2 separate regions of the Mus musculus genome follow, and region 1 is linked to region 2. Evidence: chromatin contacts called from ENCODE Hi-C or POLR2A ChIA-PET data. All regions are on one chromosome and are shown on one strand. The core of a region is the stretch at or near the end of the contact, and the rest is flanking DNA. Distances in the headings are between cores, read along the strand shown.

Region 1 (4,349 bases), core at 1,199-3,698, 170 kb before region 2:
CAGATCCGGTTCTTAAAGGTCTCCTGGTTACAGTGACGCCTGTTCACCCTGGCTTTTGCCTGACCCTGCAGTCTCCCTTCTCTAGACTTGGGCACACCAACCCGAGGGCCAACATGAAGTTCTTACTGATATGGTCCAGGGTGCCAGTACAGAAGCGCCCGTAGAACTTCTTGGCCCCAAGTGCCCGAAGGTCATGGATGGTGAAGGGCCAGAGATGGAGCACATTGTGCCTAGAGAACTTGATACGCTTTTCCACAAGTACCACTCGGGCACCTAACAGTGCCAACTCCACAGCAGCCCGAAGTCCGCAAGGCCCGGCACCTACCACGAGACACTGCAAGCACACACACACACCGGGGTGGGGGGTGGGGGTGGGGGGGTATGTAGCATCCTGTCTCCTTCTGTCTCCCCTGATGCTCACACCACTCCCAGACTCTACATATCTACCTTGGTGTTGGTACAGGCCTGGCCTTGCTGGTACACAGGCTGGCTCGCTCTCTTGTCCAACTTGGCCCACAGTGACTTGGCACTCCAGTAGTTGAGCTGGGCCTTGATCTTGTGGTACTGGGACAATCCCCCACCAGACTCCACTCCCAGGGCTCTACAGAGCCCCTGAAAGCTACTCAGTACATCCTGGCACAGCTGTGCCTGCACAAAGGTCTCAAAGTGGTCATGTGCTGGGTTGGTGGAGGCGGGTGATGCCATGTAGGGCCCCTGTTGACAGCAGGAGCAGCTGGGAGAAAACCCAGTGTCTGTGGGAAAAAAAAGAGAAGGCAAGATTGGAGGGAGGGAAAAGAAAGGGGGAGGAGCCAGCAGCGCAGGCCGTTGTCACAAGGGAGCTCAGGGTCCACCTCTGATTGGTTCTGCTTCCAGTCCACTCCCAGGCCATGATCCACACCCCCGACCCCTTCTGAGACAGCAGCTATCTCTTATAAAGTGAAATTCGCCAAATTTAGAAATGAAAACACAGTAGTCCTGGGCACAAGGATGCTAAGGGAGCCTCCTGTCGACCAGTGTCATGGCAGCTTTCATATGCGATCTCCGAGGCCCAGGGGACAAGAAATTGTAGTGGGCGTTCCCTAGGACCTGTAAGTAGGACACGGGGGAGTTTCTCAGCGGGCTGCCAGGGGTGGGGTGGGGGCGGAGGTTTCCCTTCTTGTAGACAGCAGGAACTAACACCCCAGTTCAACTGCGGCTGCCTCACAGACACACACCCATTTCTTCCTAAGTCTCTGTTCGCCAGCGCCCTTTGGCGAACTTAGTGCCACGCTGGTTGTAGGATGTGCCTCTCCCCAAAGGCAAAGTTCTTTTCCACGTGCTTGCCTCCTGACAAGGGGCAACACTGCCTGTGTAGATTCCACTTCTCAGCCACCCAAACTACCCTCACAAATAGCCTGAGAATGTTGTGACTGTTGTCTGCATGACAGACCTTCTGACTCACTGTGGTCAAAACACTTCCCCTGAGAAGAGATTGCGTCGCTGCTCCAACGGGCTGTGGGAAGGAGTGGGGTTAGCAACCCCTTCCGCAGACCCTCACATCTAATCGACCCCTAGCCTCACTCCCACGGCGTTCCTCTGTGCTCTCCCAGGAATCTCTGGAGACAAGGCCTCTCTTTGTACCCCTTTCCTTCCCTCCAGCCCACACGCAGCTTAAGGGCTCTTGGAGGGCTTTCTCACGCTGCCACCGGAAGAGATGAAGAGTATGGGGGGATGGGTTGCTCTCGGTGGGAGAGGCAACTAGGTGGTGGGGTGGGGGGGTTGTGGGCCGATCTATCATCCCCCAGCAGCCCCTTCATTGCCCGCGTAGTAGGAGGAGGCAAAGGTTGCCCTAGGGGGTCACTAGGACAAGAGTGGATAGATCTTCAGAAAGGACAGGAGTCCCTCTTGGAAGTGGGAGACTGGGGGTTGGAGCGACCTCTGCTAAAGGAAATAAAAGAGGTACCCAGACTGGAAACAAGCACAAAGGATGTGCCATTGGTGGAGCGTCTAAAGGGATGGAGAGCTGGACCTTGAGCAGCGGGGGTGAGAGCTCCCAATACTCTAGACAGCAAAATCTGCACAAAGGCGCTCATCTGGGTAGGGCCGGCAAGAGGACCCGCCAAACCAGCCAGGCGTGGCTCCCTACCCCATTTCCCCGGAAGCGCTCCCCACCCCCTTCCTTATCCTCACCCCCAGCCCAGCGAGCAGGAGGACGCACAGCAGGCATCGCTGGATTACTTACCAGCGTTTCTGGGGCTGGAAGAGCCGCTTCCTGTCGGAAGGGTGTCCCAGGCCTAGGGGCAGAGGAAGGGGTGGCGCAGGGAAAGCAAGAGATGCCTGGTGGCAGAAACCGGGGAGTTCCAAAGAGTTTGGACCGCAGCGCCAGCGCAGAGCACAGAGGAAGACTTACTCCGAACCTCCGTACTCCGCAGTCCTCCTCTGGGGACAGCCTGGGTCCCGCCCACGCCTGCCGGGTGGTGCTGTAGGGCGTGGTTCTGCCTACACCAGGGGCTGCTGGGGGCCTCCAAACGGTCTGGCCAGGCAGGGACAGGGAGAGCAGAGACTTGAGTGACCGTGCCTGAGTCCGCCCCGGTGGTACCCACGCTGTAGGCCACTTCCAAGAGCTGGCCGAGCGGGCGCAGGCCTCCGGCAAGAAGTTTATTGAAGCTGCAAGAACCGAGAGTGGCGCCAGATGTCTGAGCTCTCTTCACCTCTCCCACCGATAAATTCACACCCCTGGCGCCACAGGCGATCCAGTTGCGGGGGTCCATCTCTCCTGGGACAGGTCGGCTGGCTCCCAGGCTCAGGCTAAAGACAAAGCTTAAAGTCCTGGTCCACATCTTTCAACCAGGTACACACACAACCAGGTGTGTGTGTGTGTGTGTGTTTTCAACTAAGAAAAACAGGATGGTAAGGGTATGTGGGAGAGGATAAAACTTCAATGTGCAGAACTAAAGTCAAGACTCAGACAATGCTAGGGAACTTTGGAATCAAATTCTTAGTATTTCCTGTTAAGAAATTGTAGCATGAAAGGAATTGTTCAAAATCAAGCAGCTTTAAAGTTAATAAAACAGCAGTTCTCATTTATTGCATGAGCATTAACAAAACCTATTTTACTGAAATGTCAATGAGGCTTCATGACTGCACATGTTCACCAGCCAGTGGCATGGATGCTATCAGCCCCAGGCCTTTCTGGATCCCAACCTACCACTGTTAAACCACGGGACTGAAATAAGGTTTGACATCATGAGGAAGTAAAATCGCTACCCCAGAAGTGCTTAACCTAGGAAAAAATGGCTACATCTCTCTTCTTGAGGTCCAGGGACCAACAAAAGCCAAGGTCCAGTGGCTATCTTTTTGGGTTTGTGTTTGAATAAATCATTTTGCATTTTGTCCAGATATACTGGGGTACCCAGTAAGTCCTGAGCTCTAAACACACACAGCTGCAGCTGATAAGAAGGCAGAGAGAGAAGCAAGAGGAAATGCCAGCCCTCTGCCAGGAGAGGCCAACAATCCAGCCAGGCCACACACTTTGGAAGCCAGGAAGCCTTTGAGCTGGGCCCACTTGTGTTCCTGAGAGTGACATCATTTTGCTTGGAACAAATTTGCAGAATGTCATACACACCCATACTTAAACACACAGTGTAAAAAATGTTCTAAAAAGCCCAGTAGAGATGGGCTTCCGGCTTTCAGGATCATGCCTCTCCCTTTTATTAGCAGATGGACTACAGCAACTTACTGTGTCTTGTTTACAAAGACCCAGGTTCCCCCAGAGACTTTCAGTTGTAGCCAAACAGGGTTGTGTGGCTCTATGAGCAACAAATTTAAAGGCTGTGAAGGCTGCCTTTTAAAAGGATCACAGAACGAGTTCCTCAGCTCTTAAAAACCTGCTGATTTCCAGCTTTCCTTGCTGCTAGTTAAAGACCCACCTTAGAGCCACAGAGCTTCAGGACTCCAGAAGGTCTGTCTGTCTGTCTGTCTGTCTCTCTGTCAGATTTCTGTACCAGGCCTACTGTGTCTCAAAGTCACCACCAGCACACACACCTCAGTCTCCTGGTCTCTAAATGGAAGCATTTTGAATGACCCAACTTCCTTAGCTAGTTTCAGGTCTGGGGCCTTTTTATTCCGTGTTGCCGATTCTCAGAAATGTACAGAGTAAAACAAGCATTTTTTCCCTTATTAGGATCTTGAGTTATGACCCGAAGTTGTGTATTTATGTGAGCTAAAAGTAGTTGGCCTAGTCATACTGACTATAGTTCATGTTGGATTAAATAAAATAAATGTCCCACACATGAAAATTCAATTTTCAAAGAGCCCCATTCTAATGGGTTTGGAAAACATTACACTAGCAGCCGCTTAGTTTAAAGTCT
Region 2 (4,071 bases), core at 516-3,015:
ACAACGTCCCTCCCCGCCTGCTCCCCCGAAAGGGAATGGTTCCAAGGTATGTACTCCCCATTTCCCAGTGAGTTTAGCTGACAGAGAAGCTTGTGTGACAATACCCCCTTTTCCAAGAGCCCCTCCCTGCCCAGCTTCTGTTCCTGGGATCACCCTTATAGAAACAACTTGGCACATTTGTTTGTTATCAGTTTGGCTCCTGGGTGATGTAAACTAAGAAAATTCTCAAAGGGAAGTGCTCCATTGTAGTATAAAATAATAATGGAAAACAATATTTGAAAATCAGAACTATTTATTTTTAAAAAGTGACTTTCCTAAACCAAAATGCTCTGCAGATGTTTAGCTTGCATTGGGAAGAGCTGGTTTCCATTGTGAAATGGAAAAGTTAAAAGATGCAGTTCAAGATGGAGATAAGTGGATCTCTGGGGCTTGCTGGCTTAGCCTCTGGCTTACACGCACACGCACGTACCCCCCCACCCCCCCACCAGCATAAAATGCCATAACTGAGACTCCTGCCCTCTTTCTTTCTAGTTTCTCAATAAAAAAGATATATCAAACTGAAACAAAACCAATAATAGATAATAGATAATCATACTCTAAAAACCTTGTAACGTCCTGCCTTGAATCTACAGCAAACTTTAATATCCTCTTCAGCTATTTGTTTGTATTTTAATAATTACCTTTTTCTTTTCAGTATGAGAGCCCTCTAGCGGTGAATTCTGGAATATAGCGAGGGGTCCCTGTGAAACCTAGCACTTCCTGCCTGTGCTACTTTAGCGGCCACTGTTACCCTTTGGGGCAGGCAAGTCTTTAGTCCGCATTTGTGAGATAAATACCTTAGCTAAAAGGAGAACTGGTTTTGAAAAGTCGATTTATGAAGAGATCGTGGTTTAACTTTGCAAGAAAAGCAACTGGTGTGGGGTCCCCGCCGGAAGTGTACTTTCCTGCAACTGATGGCAAAATGCACCCAGAATGTGGACAATTCCCTGCCTCTGCTTACCTGTGGACCGGGGACGCGACAGCAGCTATCTTCTGAGGCTCTACTGAGGCTCTAGGTAGCTGTTAGGCGGTTGCCTTGGAAACCTGTGGGCGGCGTGCAGAGCCTCTTGGAGGGCGGGGCCTCGGGAGGTGGAGCTGTAATTCAAAGTGAATTCTTAAGCCTGTGTTTAAATGTAGTCATAATTATAAAACACCTTTCCCAAAGTGTAGAGGTGACCAACAGAGCGAGTGCATATATTACCTACTTATGCCCAGACAGCAAACGCGAAAACCTTATCTTAACTAGAACTGACTCTTAACAGCAGCGCGCTCGCCCTACACAGCACGGTCCCTTTTAGAATTCAGACCGTTAGCCTCACACATAAAATGTGCAAATACCAAAGGCGCCACATTTATGTAATTAAGAAAGATTTGTGGGCCATACAGCCACAATATTAACTTTATTGACTTTCGTGGAGATAAAATAGGCGACAAAACAGGGGAAAATCACAGGCATCCAGGAGACAGGTTTCGGGAAAATAAAGAGTATATAGGAAGAAACAGACCAATTACAACACGGAGAAACCGCTCCAAAAGGAGAACCCAATCATCTGATTTCTTTTCTTTAAAGGTCAACATAAGTCAGGTTCTTTTTCTTTCTTTCTTTTTTTTTTTTTTGCCTGCCCTTAAGAAAGATGGCACCCTTAGCGTCCGCCCTCAGCAACCCCGTGATCCTGTAGCCCCGCCCCTCCGGTTTGGGCTGGGCTGGTTGGGAGGCGGGGCTGAGGGAATCCGGAAGCAGCCGGCGAGCCCGCTGCTGAACGTTTGGTGTTCTGACACTGTTTTTGTCAGCTGTGTCTGGTGTGCTGGAGGTCTGCGGGGTCTCCTCGCTCTGTCTCCAGGGGGAACCCCGCCGCTGTCACGACCTGGGCCGCGGCCTGGTGCCCTGTGGCGGGGCCGCCATTGGCTGGAGCCATGCCCACGGCCGCTGCCCCCATCATCAGCTCGGTCCAGAAGCTGGTGCTGTATGAGACCAGAGCTGTGAGTACCCACAACGACGGGACGGGGCGGGAGGACTGCGCTGCGGGGATCGGGGCACCCTGTGGGGTCGTCGGGAAGAGGCAGCACCCCGTACTCCCTCCTCTCCTCCCAGCGCCGCTGCAGGCTCGGCCGCCAGGGCCATGCAGTCAAGCACTGGATGGTTTGCAGGTCTGTCTTGCTTAGGAACATGTGGCTGGCTGGAAGAAGTGCGTGCAGACAGGTGCTGTGGCACACAGGAACTGCACACAGCTTCTGAAAGAGTTCCTCTTTTCTGCTTTCCCATAATCTTGAAGTTCTTGAGTCCACTCCTTACAGTAAAGTCAGGGGGTATGAAAAAAAATGTGAACTTGGCCCAGGTAGCTTCTATTTTGCGATTTCATGGTATACTATCACCGTGATTGGTCTTAATCACATGCACTGTTTTGCTGGGATTCGAGGTTCTGTGACCCGGACGCATCTGTTAATAGTTCTCTGGCTTGCAGAGCGGTGCTAATAGAACTTATTTTTTTCTCATTTCTGTGCTTGGGAAACAAAGTTGCTATAGTGTGGTTTATCTGAATCTGGCCTTCACTATGATATTAGGGTGTGAGTATCTCGTTTGGTATATTCAGTGAACTGTGGCTAGTCTTCAATAGGAGAGTAAATAAACTGTCACATGGGAATTTTAGCCCACCGGTAAGCTGAGCATTCTGAGGCCCTGGCTGAGATGCTATTCTTTATAAAACAGAATTTCTTTTCCCACAAGTCTTCAGTGGCACCCATGAAAACTCGGTTGCTGAGGACGACAAACCCTGTTAGAAATTTTATTTAATTTAATTTATTTGTGTGTGTGTGTAGTGCATGTACATGTGTGTGGGTATGTGTGCCCACGTGGAGGAGTTTGGAGGCCAGGGGTTGACCCTAGATGTCTCTCATTAAATCTGGAGCTTCCCATATTGCTAGACTGGCTGGCCAATGAGTGTCCCTCGCCCAGGCTCTACCTGTCTATACGCCGCACCCCCAACCCTGGGGTCAGAGATGTGTTATTGTGTGGGGCTTTCAGTGGGCCCTGGGAATCTTTACCCACTAAACCAAGTTTCCACACCAGTGTTTTATTTTGATGAAATTTAACTTAACTATATGTGTGTGTGTGTGTGAGAGAGAGAGAGAGGGAGAGAGTATAGGATAGTATCAAAATCATAATCTTCCTGTCTTGACCTCCCCAGTGCTAGATTTATAAACATGGGCAAGATTTTCTGACCCTTATTTTCAGTGTGTGTGTGTGTGTGTGTGCTTACTGCTTTTCATGTTCTTTGCTTGTTCCCAGGCCATGATGATATTTTGCTTTGTCTCACTGAAAAGATTCACAGTTTTAGCCTTTATGTTATCATGTTTTATATTAAATTCATTTATAATATAGTTAGGGCTACTATTGCTGTGATGAAACAAATATGACTAAAGAAACTTGGAGCCGGGCGTGGTGGCGCACGCCTTTAATCCCAGCACTCCGGAGGCAGAGGCAGGCGGATTTCTGAGTTCAAGGCCAGCCTGGTCTACAAAGTGAGCTCCAGGACAGCCAGGGCTATACAGAGAAACCCTGTCTCGAAAAACCAAAAAAAAAAAAAAAAAAAAAGAAACTTGGGAAAGAATTTATTCAGCTTATACACCCACATCATTGCCCATTACTGAAGGAAGTCAGGACAGGAACCCAAACAGGGCAGGAACATGGAGGCAGGACTGATGCAGAGGTCATGGATGGGTGATGCTTACTGGCTTGCTCTTCAAGGCTTGCTAAGCCTGCTGTCTTATAGACTCCAGGAGCCATCAGCTCAAGGATAACACCATCCACAGCAGGCTGAGCCCTCCCCCATCTATCACTAGTTAGAAAGTGTCCTACGTCTGGATTTTATGGAGGCATTTTCTCAACTGAGGTTCCTTCCATTCATATGACTCTAGCTTGTGTCAAGTTGATATAAAACTTGCCAGGACAACTAATGCAGGTCTTACGTGACTTACCTATTGCAACAAGTTACCCCCCAGGTTAGTGGATCTAGATAGTAATTTCAGTAGACT

Evidence for each region. Hi-C counts contacts between places; a loop is a spot of excess contacts on that map. ChIA-PET counts read pairs that join two places held with the same protein, here RNA polymerase II (POLR2A).
Region 1: a map of regulatory T cell shows a loop between it and region 2 (3-fold over the local background). The contact joins the promoter of Mical1 here to the promoter of Fig4 in region 2. A Hi-C loop is called at or near these places in 4 of 37 maps with a recorded cell type or tissue (T-helper 1 cell, T-helper 17 cell, mouse embryonic stem cell and 1 more). POLR2A ChIA-PET finds 5 or more read pairs at or near these places in 2 of 5 experiments (Patski and embryonic stem cell).

What each region holds. Positions count from the first base shown.
Region 1 is chr10:41,474,413-41,478,761 of GRCm38, reverse strand. Mical1 (microtubule associated monooxygenase, calponin and LIM domain containing 1) reads right to left here and starts at 2,448. Exons shown (of 24, transcript NM_138315.2): 1 at 2,222-2,448; 2 at 448-752; 3 at 127-334. The coding sequence starts at 705. Gm51797 (a long non-coding RNA gene) reads left to right here and starts at 722. Exons shown (of 2, transcript XR_003948996.1): 1 at 722-1,088.
Region 2 is chr10:41,300,935-41,305,005 of GRCm38, reverse strand. Fig4 (FIG4 phosphoinositide 5-phosphatase) reads left to right here and starts at 1,765. Exons shown (of 23, transcript NM_133999.1): 1 at 1,765-2,019. The coding sequence starts at 1,954. It overlaps Ak9 (adenylate kinase 9), which reads right to left and starts at 1,072. Exons shown (of 40, transcript NM_001370813.1): 1 at 1,001-1,072.